Linked DNA regions of Homo sapiens: region 2 is linked to region 1. Evidence: chromatin contacts called from ENCODE Hi-C data. All regions are on one chromosome and are shown on one strand. Each heading gives the region's core, a stretch centred on a gene start or an enhancer-like site at or near the end of the contact. The rest is flanking DNA. Distances are from core to core; before and after follow the strand shown.

Region 1 (6,228 bases), core at 3,673-6,172:
ATGTGTAAAGAAGCAGTCATCTCAGTGTCCAAGAAAGAATACGCTCGAGGCTGTGCTGACTATGTGGAGCCAGACATCTGTCTTAGGTATACCTGGAAGACCACAAAGTTAGTGAATAGAAGATCAGCTACTCTTGAATATAAAGCAGCAAATTGCAGTTTACAATGCTACAGGCTGTGGCCTTTGACAAGTTACTGATCTTGTTCTATAAGCCTGTTTCCTCATCTGTATTATGGGGATAATACTAGAATGCACCTCCTTGGATTGCTGTGATCCTTGAGAGATAACCCCTGAAAGGCACAATGCCAGATTCAATGTGCCCAATAATCACAGGATACTAGGTCATACTTTGTCTAAACGGCAGAAAGTTAACGTTTCAATAGAGACGAAGTTAGACATCTGCTCTTTTTCAAATGCGATTTATTGTACATAAAATAAATTAATTACAGTTTAAGCCAAAGCATGAGTGGCTTTTTAAAGTGCATCTGTGGAGGGGATGTGGCAGGTAGCCCCTGTTCACTTGCTGTAAGATAAGTGTTTTAGTATTTCAGCCACCCTTAGGCACAACTCAGCCAGGCCTAGGAAGCAACCCAACGTCATTGCCATGAACCATTTACACAAGTCACACCAAAATCAACTGACACATTTTTTTCCTGATGGAACAGTTAAAAAAACAAAAAACTATACAGTCAAAGTCTGGGGTTGAAGAGCGTGAAGTTCACAGCTCCTCCACACACGCCCAACTGAGCATGCTCATCCTGTGAGGGGGAACCAGAGCCTTCCTGTAAACCATGAGAGCTTACCAATGTCTGGTATACAAAATATTCTGGCCCATAAACTCAACCTGTTTTTGAGGGGTAGGGGATTTTCCATCTTGTACATAAAGAAAGAAATCTGGGTATCCTTCAGGTTAGAAAGGCATTCTGTAAGAATAGTGTTCCAGAGTTACAAATCATACTGGTAAGAGAAAAGCAATTCTTCCTCTTGGGGAAAAAGAGGAAAAGAAAGAAGAAAAGAGAAAAAAGAAAAAAGGGGGAAAAAAGAAAGCCTATCAATGCTTAATCTGTTCTTTCATTCCCACTGTAAATCACATCAATACATTTGGTGAAACTGCAACGGACCACCATTTACAAGGTAGTTGAATGCAGAAACCGAAACGATTATGCCCCCTCCCCACTCTAAAGGAAAAGACACAGAGTACATTTCACATATTCAGAGAGTGGCTCAGTGGGCTCTTTCAAGCCTCATCAATCCTGTCCCCCTGCTCAGAACAACACTTCCTTTTCTGTAGCAGTTCCACAGGCCCTCTTGGCCCTTCTGCTCCAGCCCTTTCTGGAACCAGGAATCATTGCCAATATTCAACGTTCCTGCACTAGGAGAACCTCAGGCCCTCTTCCTGGGAAGACCAAACCCCCTTGAGTGCTCCTCCTGCTTCAGACGGAGGTGACAGTCCTCACTTTGGCAGAGAGGGCTTGCTTAAACCTCCTCTTCAGGTCCTGCATGTTGGGTGACTTGGGCCTGGGAATGAGGGAGGTTCTTCGCTTCTCGGGTGTACTGCTAGGCTGCTGTTTGTGACTGACCTCTTTACAGAGGACGTGGAAGGCGCTGTAGACATCATTATAATTTTCACTGACAGACACTTCATAGAATGAGCAGCCTAGCATGCTGGCTAGCTGCAGTCCAAGCTGAGGGTCAACCTGTTTGATGTGCAACAGGTCAGCTTTGTTGGCCACGACCACCACAGGCAGCCGGGTGCCCAGGTGTAGCTGCTGCACGTGCTGGTGGAGCTGGCTGATGAGTTCATAGCTCTTGTAGTCAGTGATGGAGAAAACGATCACCACAGCATCTGCCCAGCGAATGCACCTATTCAGCTGTTCACTGCAGCTCAGGCTGTTCTCATGGACCTGAAAGAGAGGAGTGATGGCAAGGTGAATGCTGGCCAGTTGTACAAAGAGCCTGGGCTTGGGTAGATTTCAAATTCAAAAGAGCCCTTCATAGTAGTGCCAGGTTGAGGGCCATAAACAACTTATATCCCACACACTTCAGCTTTCTTGACAATATGTTGATCCAGCTGCACAGAGTGGGAATAAATAACAGTGCAGCTTACCACACTCAAGTGGAAAATTGACCTGCAGAGAACTCCATGCAGAGCGACTTTGTAGTTGCACAAAATGGGAAATTAACTGGCTAGACAGTAAGTCTGGGGAAGTAAAGATAGGAGCTGGAAGCATTTAAACCTGGATAACTGCCCAGTTCAGGAGGCGGGGGGAAAAACCCTAGCATGGCGCTTTTGTCTATAGAGCAACTTTCCAGTACAAAAGCGATTCCAAGTATTTGCAGACTATACCCAGAAGCTTGGTTTTTCATGCCAAAGACACACATATTAAAACTGGACTTTTAAACCACAGCAAGGAAAACACCAATTCCAACTGCATTCGGTTTGGGCTTTCCGGCTGTGTTGAATCCTTCTAAAGGAAGATTTCTGCCCCCTAGCCAAATCTCCCAAACTAAACCATGCTAAGATCGACCAACAGCCAGATACAATTGAATTGTCAGACATGTAAAAGTCTAGATGTGACTCCCCAAATTTCTCTGATCCTGCAGCATGAGGAACTTTGAGAAGAAGTGAGTGATTCCACAGCCAAGTAGGTTCCCCTTTCACCCAGAGTCTCAGAGCTTCTCACCTGAATACCTGGAGTGTCTTGAACCTGAAGAGCCAGGGTTTCACCTTCTATCTGAACTTGTCTAGTATAGAGATTACCTATGAAGGCAAATAAAAGAGATTATGTTCTTCCTTCTTGTACAACTTTTAAAACATTGTGAGTTTTAAGCTAGAAAAAAAATGCACAATGCATAAATGCACACAAAACAGCGATAGTTTATTTCTATTTGGTGGGCTTACTTCAGATTTTTTTTAAAAAACAACAGCAATTTTAACCCTATGTTAGATTTATTAAAACCAGGGCAAAGTTTGCAAGTTTTTGAAAACTTATTTATCTAGTTTTAAACAAAGTTTCCATTTTTAGAGTACTCCCTTGATGCAAATTATCTTGCTCAGCCTATGTGAGGTTTCTGTTTTCTTGAGTACTTGATTCATTCTTTGACTGTAACTTTGTATTTTGGCCGTTAGATATAATGGCTTGCTAGACAAATACTGTTAGTAAACACACAGCCAATGTTATCAGTTGGAATAAAAATGTGATATAATTATAATCAACTCTACATCAAATCAGAAGGCTGCCATGTCTTATCTTGGGATAGCTTATACAGCTCATTTCAAATAATCCCCTATAGGTACTCATATGGTCTACAGAGTTAAGCAATTTGCTAACAGAGCATAGGCAGAAAGCTCTTAAGCCTCCCCAGTGGCTATTCTTAATCATAAGGATTGAAAAATGTGTCCTCTCATTTATTCGGGAATTCTCCTCCTAAAATTCTACCATCCAGTTGTTTGTCTTTGTTAAGAAGGAGGAACTTTAGGTTTACAACTGCTCTCCTTTGGCCTTTGCTTTAAAAGGTCACCTCTGAAAGGCAGCCAGCAGAGAAGGAGAGGGGTGGGGGAAGGAGCTAGGGACTCCTTTTTTTTTTTTTTACGACTTTTGCAGGAGTGTTTTGAAGGGAGAGGTTCTTGACTACAAAGGGTGCTTCCAACTGGGGTCACTATAGTTAAAACATACCAAGGGGAATACTTTCAGGCACTTGATAAAATGATGAATGGGCTTGGAATGGAATGAGGCCAGATGGTAGTTATGGGAGGGGGGCGCCATGGAGGGCTGGGGACTGGGGAAAGTTTTAAGTGGCGGGATCCTCAGGCTCGGACTGTCACTGAAAGAACCTCCCTGGGAAGCGCTGGAAAATGGGAACCGCAGTCCTCCTGCAATGGGACAGAATTTTTCTCAAATGCATTGTCTCACCTGCATTTCTTTCATAGTCACCGATGAATCGTTTGGTGAGGAACCGGACCACCAGTGCTGCACGTCAGAAAAAAGAACGTCAAAGTGTTAACCTTGGAAGTTAGATTGTTCTCCACCCCACCCCCTGCCTGGAAAACAGTTCTCCCAAAGAAAGCCATAGATGGCCACCAAGTGAAATTCCTACCCTGTAGCTCCTTGACCCTTCTTTCCAGACAAAAAGGAGGGGGCTAGAAGGCATCGTGAATTATGGCTCTGTGCAGCTGGAAGGCTCACTGGGCCCACCCCCTCCTCTGAGCCCGGCTGAGCCACACCTAAGCCTTCCAGTAGACCCATGTCTTCCTAACCTTCAAGACCTCCCAGGGGGGCTAGCTTCACTAACTCCCCTTTCTGTGCCAGGCATTGCCAGAGGCTCAAACACCCCAAAGTTCTGATGGCGGCGGTGCCGGTGGTCCCCAGAAAGCTGCCTGGCCATTCTTGATCCTTGTTTCCCCCGTCTGTGGAAGCAGGCGGGTGGCGTAGACAACGGCTAAGCCCACTCCCAAGGGGCAGCGGCTCCCTGCGCGGGGACGGAGAGCGGTCGGGCTGCAGCTCCCACCGCTCCCCACGCCTTGTTCAGCCTCAACTCCCGTCAGGGGTCGTCCAAGACCAGACCCAGGGCTAAGCGCGACGACTCACCGGTCTTGCCCACGCCGCTGGCGCCCACCACGGCGATCTTGACCAGGCGGCGGCCGGCGGCGCCCACACAGCAGTCGGAGGCCGCGGCGTTGCCCGGCGCGGGGTACTCGGCGATGGTGCACATGTTCTGAATGAGGCGCATCGCCTCGGCTGCGGCGCACCGCGCGGGAAGGGACTGAGGGACTGGAGAATGCTAGCGCTGCGCGGGAGCGGGCGGGAGGACCCGACTGCGGGGCTCCGCGGTAAGAAATAACAACAATAAATAAGTGCAGGTACGGGCGGGGTGGGGCCGAGCGCCGAGGTTCCGCAGGGCTCAGGCTCCAGACCCAGACTGCACTCGCGCGGCGCGCCGGCTGTTTTCTCCGCGGCCGGCCCCGCCCCCTCTCCCCACAGCCAATCCCGGGGCGCCCTACACGAGGCCCCGCCCCCGGCGCCGCTCCGCGCGCGCGACGCCCCCGGAGGCGCCTGGAGTCAGTGCGGAGCCCCGTGAGGCGCGGGGAGAAGAGGCAGCGGGCGGAGGGGAGCAGCGGGTGGTCCGAGGCGGCGCAGCCCAGGGTGGGCGCCTGGTAGGTCCTGCCGCGCGAGCATGGGGCAGCTGCTGTGGCTGCGGGGCCAGGAAGAGAGCGCAGCCTCCACAGAGCCATTCCGGACCGCTGCCTCCGCCGGCTCCACAGCCCACGCGCGCACTCGCTGCAGCCCCAACCTAGGGCGTCTGCTCTGGGCGGGCCGGGAGCGGTGTTTGCTCCCCGGCTTAGTGCCGCCCGCCCTGATTTGGAGCGATTGCACTGGCTTGGGTACATCCCAGCTCATAGATTCAGCTACAGTTGGCAATCATCCGCAAAGACTCCAGCCTAAGACCTTTAGACCCCCGTAAAATGTGACATTTGAAGCAAAAATATCATCCACGTTTTATCCTAGACCCACGTTCTCTGGCTCTTGTCGACGGCGCAAGCTAACGCAAACACACATGGTCGGACGCATGCACAGCACGCCTAGAAGCGGATCAAGAAGTAATTATAGAACAAGCTTTCCAGCGCCTCACTCAGTCACACCTCCTTCAAGAGCTGTGAAATGGAAAGAAAACAGTTACTCCAGCTGCGACGTCTGAAGGGGCCCCGCACTTCGTCCCTGGTCATAAGACACCGCAAGAGTTTAGTTAAGTGGCTTGATACCAAGGAAGAGGTGGGCCCTGCACTCCTAAAATCCCAAGCTCCGGCCCCTTACAGTCTCATCTGAGAAACACATCTTCAACGGCAGGCCAAATTCCTCCTGCGAGCAACATTCTGTAGCTGCAGCTGATGGCAAGATGTCACCAGCGGCTGATGGCAAAATGTCACCAGAGTCGCGGGTTAACCACCCCATCCGCTATCCAAGGCCCTCTCCCCGCTACCCTTTCAACCTTGTCCCAGAGGCTTTTATGTTGGGGTATGGCAACAAACTCTGTGGCTTTGTGTACCCACCCACATTAAAGGCTAAAATGTGAAATAAACCAGTGCCCTTATCCGCACATGTCAGTCATCTAATTTGACCCCCTCTTCCAGCCAGAACTTAATTGACCAGGTATTTGACAGAATTTTATGATCCTCAGCCAGTTCAGACTCTGAGATGAACCTCTTGTCTACAGAGGTTTAGGTGTTTG
Region 2 (6,230 bases), core at 66-2,565, 810 kb after region 1:
GGGGGGGCTAATTTCCGGTCCACAGTTCTTTTGCCTGGCCGCTCCACTTATTATGTAAGAGGGGAAATCCCTATTTAAGACGGACCGACCGAATGTAAAGCAAATTCAACACTCACCGTTCTATTTGGGGGAAGGGGGGAATTATGGGGAGGCAGGGTGCGAGTAGGGATTAATGAGATTTGAAAAGTGCTCATGGGTTTGGTGACAGAATACTGGCTTCTCACAAATGCCTGGAAAAAGGCCTGAATCCGCCCTGGTGTTGGAACTGTGCCTCAATTTCCAGGCCCACCAGCACGCAAGTGAAACCCGCAACGTTAACAAGTGTCCGTTTCGCTGATTTCTGGGTAAATAACTCCTGGGTGTGTGTTTATACAAATCCATTCTGATACAAACCCTGGGCAGGAGAGGGTTGTAGTAAAAAATAATTCGGGATTGGGGAAGCAGGCGGTGTGGATTGCGCTGGCAAGGGGGATGGGAAAGAGTGGCAGGCATGACCAGACCAGCCGCGGACAGCAGGGCTTCCCTATTGCTAGGTCGCCGGCGTCCTTAGTTACCACTGATTGGAAGCACTCTCCAGTCTCCGCAGCCTAGTGCTGCGCTCCGCAGGCCGCCTGCGCGCCGCCTCCCGAAGCTCTGAGACAAGGGCATGTACACACATGTCCTTCCTTCCCCAGCGATCCCGGTCGAAAGCTGAGATCCTGGTTAGGAATCGCAACCGCGGAGGCTTTGCAAAGTGGCCACCAACTCCAGCCCTAAGAAATCCCCGACAAGGGCTGTGCTGGAACCTATGGGAGGGCGAACCCCGGGGGTTTTTCACCCAGACTCACGTTGTACTCCTTCAGCCAGAAGTCTAGCTTTTCCTGCAACGTTCGTAAAGTTTCGTTTGAGACCAGTCTTTTCAGGTTTTCCGCCATCGCTCACTATTCCTCTCGGCCCCACGCTGCGCGATGGAGACTTGGGGGGACCAGGCGGTGGCCTCCGCAGGACCGTGGGGTGATATGGCGGGAAGGGTGTTCTCTTCTGGGGGGCTCAGAGCGCGGCAGGTGTTTCCATCCTCCCCCTCGGGTCGGACCTGGCCGGGTTCGGGAAGCCAGAGGGGAGGTGCCCTGGGCCGCAGCCGCCGCGCCTCATCCGCCGTCCCGCGCGGTCTCCTGGCTCCCCAGCAGCCGCCTGAGCCCGGCCATAGATACCCTGGCGATTATTAAACAAACCTTGACGTGGACGGGTTGGCTGCCAGGGACGCGCGCGGCCCGCGTCGTGGCAACGCCCGCGCCGCCCCGCCCTGGGTGACAGCCGCGCGCCCCAGGGGTGGACTGAGACGCGCAGCCGCGCGGGCTGGAGGGCAGCAGGGCGTCTACAGCATTCCTCCCCATTCGGGGTTCTGGGTGCCCACGCGTGTCCAGAAAAGCAGAAGTTAAGTCTCTATAGAAGTTTGGGGCTAGGCTCTCAGGAGATCACCTCTTTGGCCCCTTTATTCTTTCGCCTTTCATTCCTTTAATTCTTCATTTGTAGCGCCTTGGGTTTACCTGTATGAAACTTGTAACTAAAATTTCAGTACTTCTTACTTCTAGCTTTTACTTTGTTCCTTGACCCACTGGGTGGGTACCCAAGTTAATAGAGTTTAGCTCCAGGATGTTCACAAATTAAAGTTAATCCCTCAGGTTTGGATAAGATTTGGCAGTATGTATTTTAGTACTTTTTTTTTTAGAGTCATTGAGCACTCTAAAGCTTCATTTAATTCTGAATTCTCTAATTGGGACTTTCTTGACCTAGTTTGGCACTATTTCAAAAGTGTGTATTCTGCTACAGAAACAGGTTCAACTACTTAGGAAACCATTTCGACCATCTTTAAGCGCTTTCGAAGCAAGCTCTTTTATATACCATCAAAAAATGTGCTGATTATAAATCATTCCTATCCATTCATTAAAACAGCGGTGGGGAGCAGAGCCTCAGCTGGTTAGCTAGCTAGTTTAACTTAGTTTCATCTCTGTAGGTACTTGAAAATCTGTGAACACTGCATATATTCAAGTATTGTAAAATCAAGAATTTTCACCACCTCTCATTTTTTATTTCTCTTGATTACAGTGGCTTTACTATCTGCTAATGAAAATGAAAGGCTCAGTTTTGGAGCCTGTGTTCCTACTATTTTCTGTAGACCACAAAATAAGGACTATAGGGGTATAACATGTTATTTGATTGGAGTAGAATAATAATTTCTAATGTTAAAAATACCCACTCAACAAAACAGCTAAATATTCATTAAACAACTTCATATATATATATATATATATATATATATATATGTAAAATGAATTGAGAAAAACTTCAAATTTCTCAATTTGGACCTAATAATTACATATTTCTACAGGCATTTGGAATCTTTGAACAGTCCCATTTACTTATTCATAAAAACCCATATTGGAACATTTATGTCAGATAAATTAGAGGTAAAGGATTTTTCCTTGCTGTGAGCACCTTAATTAGCCTGTAATCCTTGGTTTCATCATCTGTAAAAGGAAAATAATTCTCTCATAGGATTATTATGAAACTTAGTAAGATAATTCATGTATTTAGTACAATGCTTGGCAAAATGCAGTAGCAATTGCTCTAGTAATTGCTGTTTATTAAATATAAACTAATACTGGCCTACATTTGCTATTATTAAGAATGTGGATTAGTATGTTTATATTTAATAAAGAAAACTAGTTGTAAACAATCTAAACCTCCAACAATAGGGTAATGGTTAAGCAAATAATGAAATGTTGCACACTAAAAATCTTGTTGTTGTAGAATATATACTATCTACAAATTTTCACTATAACGAAAAAGGCAGAACACTAAATTGTATACACTGTGTTAAATTACACAATGTGAACCCAAGGTATAATTGTGGGTTATTTTAATTGCTCTTTTATATTTTTCTGATTTTTTCAAGTTTCTATCATGAATATGAATTGTTTGTATGAAAACTTATTCAGAAAAAAGTTACCCCAAACAGTTACTAACATGGTTTGGCTGAGTCCTTGCCAAAATCTCATCTTGGATTCCACGTGTTGTGGGAGGGGTCCAGTGAGAGGTAATTGAACCATGGAGTCAGGTCTTTCCTGTACTATTCTCGTGATAGTGAGTAAGTCTCACAAGATCTGGTGGTTTTGAAAAAGGGAATTTTCCCTGCACAAGCTTGCTGCCGCCCATATAAGATGTTACTTGCTCCTCCTTGCCTCCCACCATGATTGTGAGGCCTCCCTCGCCATGTGGAACTGTAAGTCCATTCAACCTCTTTCTTTTGTAAATTGCCCCGTCTCAGCAGCTTGTAAACCAACTAATACAGTAAATTCTTATGGGGATTGCAGCGCCACTGAAAATATATCCAAAAATGTGGAGCACTTTAGGAACTGAGTAACTTTCTGGAACTGAGTAACAGGCAGAGGTTGGAACAGTTTGGAGGACTCTGAAGAAGACAGGAAAATGTAGGAACGTTTCGAACTCCCTAGAGTCTTGTCAAATGGCTTTGACCAAAATGCTGATAATGATATAGACTATGAAATCCAGGCTGAGGTGGATGGAAATGAGGAATTTGTTGGGAACTGGAGCAAAGGTGACTCTTTTTATGTTTTAGCAAAGAGACTGGCAGCATTTTGCCCCTGACCTAGAGATTTGTGGAACTTTGAACTTGAGAGAGATGATTTAGGTTATCTGGCAGAAGAAATTTCTAAGTAGCAAAGCATTCAAGAGGTGACTTGGGTGCTGTTAAAGGCATTCCATTTTGAAAGGGAAGCAGAGCATAAAAGTTCAGAAAATTTGCAGCCTGACAACGCAATATAAAAGAAAATCCCATTTTCAGAGGAGAAATTCAAGCGGGCTACAGAAATTTGCATAAGTAACAAGGAGCCAAATGTTAATCCCCAAGACAATGGTGAAAATATCTCCAGGGCATGTCTCCAGGGCAGCCTAGGGACTTGATGCCCTGCGTCCCAGCCACTCCAGCCATGGCTGAAAGGGGCCAATGTAGAGCTCTGGCCATGGCTTCAGAGAGTACAAGCCTCAAGCCTTGGGAGCTTTCATGTGGTATTGAGCCTGCAAGTACACAGAAGTCAAGAGTTGAGGTTTGGGAACCTCTGCCTAGATTTCAGAAGATGTATGGAAACACCTAGATGCCCAGGCAAAAGTTTGCTGCAGGGGTGGGGCCCTCATGGAGAACCTCTGCTAGGGCAGTGCAGAAGGTTAATGTGGGGTGTGAACCCCCACAAAGAGTCCCTACTGGGGTGCTGCCTAGTGGAGCTGTGAGAAGCCTCTGTCCTCCAGACCCTAGAATGGTATATCCACAGAAAGCTTGTACTGTGTGCCTGCAAAAGCCACAGACACTCAACACTGGCCTGTAAAGGCAGCCCAGAGGGAGGCTGTACCCTGCAAAGCCACAGGGGCAGAGCTGCCCAAGACCATGGGAACCCACCTCTTGCATCAGCATGACCTGGATGTGAGACATGGGCTCAAAGGAGATCATTTTGGAGCTTTAAGATTTGACTGGCCAGATGCGGTAACACACACCTGTAATCCCAGCACTTTGGGAGGCTGAGGTGGGTGGGTCACCTGAGGTCAGGAGTTTGAAACCAGCCTGGCCAACATGGCAAAACCCTGTCTCTACTTGAGCGTGGTGGCGGGTGCCTGTAATCCCAGCTACTCAGGAGGCTGAGGCAGGAGAATCACTTGAACCTGGGAGATGGAGGTTGCAGTGAGCTGAGATCACACCACTGCATTCCAGCCTGGGTGACAGAGCAAGACTCTGTCACCAAAAAAAATAAATAAATAAATAAATAAATAAATAAATAAATAAATAAATAAAATAAAAATAAAAAAATTTGACTATCCCACTGGATTTCAGACTTGCATGGGGCCTGTAGCCCCTTTGTTTTGGCCAATTTCTCCCATTTGGAATGGCTGTATTTACCCAATGCCTGTATCCCCATTGTATCTAGGAAGTAACTAACTTGCTTTTGATTTGATTTGATTTTTTTTTTTTATTATACTTTAAGTTCTAGGGTACATGTGCACAACGTGTAACTTGCTTTTGATTTTAAAGGCTCATAGGTGGAAGGGACTTGCCTTCTCTAGGATGAGACTTTGGACTTTGGACTGTGGACTTTTGAGTTAATGCTGAAATGAGTTAAGACTTTGGGGAACTGTTGGGAAGGCATGATTGCTTTTGAAATGTGAGAACATGAGATTTGGGAGGGGTCAGGGGGCAGAATGATATGGTTTGGCTGTGTTCCCACCCAAATCTCATCTTGAATTTCCACAGGTTGTGGGAGGGACCCAGTGGGAGGTAATTGAACCATGGAGGCAGGTCTTTCCTATGCTGTTCTCCTGATAGTGAATAAGTCTCCCAAGATCTGGTGTTTTTTAAAAAAGGAGAGTTTTCCTGCACAAGCTATCTCTGCCTGCTGCCATTCATGTAAGATGTGACTTGCTCCTCCTTGCCTTCTGCCAGGATTGTGAGGCATCCCCAGCCATGTGGAACTGTAAGTCAATTTAACCTCTTTCTTTTTTAAATTGCCTAGTCTTGGGTATGTCTTTATCAGCAGCATGAAAATGGACTAATACAGTTACCCCCAAATTTTACAACCCTCAGAAAGAAAAATATTGGCTAAAATACCAGTATTTAAGCAGCTCCCTCAAAACAGAACACACTTTGACTAAATGTCTGTATTGCTCATTTAATAATTAGACTTACAGTGTCTTAAGATAGAATAGATCTTCGAAATCACCTTAGCATATGCTACGTGATATTTATCTCTACATATGCCCCAGTGCCACAATTAGATTCAAGACCTTTAAGACCTGCAGTCATTTCATGTACATCTTGGCTTCCCTAGAATTCAAGGATGTGTTGTGTATAGCAGGAACTTGTGTTTATGATAAGAAGCGTTGGTCTTCCTCCTGCTGATCAAAATAAAGGAAATGTTTCACATGTTTATTCATTATTTACCCTCTCTACCCTAGTACTTCCAAAAAAGGATCTGAGATGGCTTATAGTAAGACACTTGAAAATACTGTCAGATTAGTAATATTTTTAAAGGAAAAAGCAAATATGCCCAAAATGTACGCCCATGTACTAAGAGCGTCATTTTATATTATTTTTCTGGGCTTAGTGGAAGCCAAAGCAGAAAGGAAAATGAGTTTTATGATAATGATTGATGTTTAAAGTACACATACTAGCTGTTTCAATGAAA

What was found. A loop is a pair of places that touch in the nucleus more often than their neighbours do. Pooled maps may share reads with other maps.
Region 2: a map with no recorded cell type shows a loop between it and region 1 (4-fold over the local background). The contact joins the promoter of SPATA18 here to the promoter of RASL11B in region 1. A Hi-C loop is called at or near these places in 1 of 37 single-sample maps with no recorded cell type and 4 of 50 pooled maps.

The regions. Positions count from the first base shown.
Region 1 is chr4:52,861,011-52,867,238 of GRCh38, reverse strand. It overlaps RASL11B (RAS like family 11 member B), which reads right to left and starts at 4,922. Exons shown (of 4, transcript NM_023940.3): 1 at 4,590-4,922; 2 at 3,915-3,971; 3 at 2,685-2,761; 4 at 404-1,904. The coding sequence starts at 4,731. The coding sequence ends at 1,434. LOC124900700 (a long non-coding RNA gene) reads left to right here and starts at 5,034. Exons shown (of 2, transcript XR_007058115.1): 1 at 5,034-5,155; 2 at 5,508-6,090. RefSeq lists silencers at 4,603-4,897, 4,869-5,358.
Region 2 is chr4:52,046,389-52,052,618 of GRCh38, reverse strand. SPATA18 (spermatogenesis associated 18) reads right to left here and starts at 1,315. Exons shown (of 13, transcript NM_145263.4): 1 at 828-1,315. The coding sequence starts at 914. LINC02480 (long intergenic non-protein coding RNA 2480) reads right to left here. Exons shown (of 3, transcript NR_147189.1): 3 at 5,700-5,940. RefSeq lists enhancers at 523-872, 665-1,164, 1,165-1,666 and a silencer at 1,043-1,342.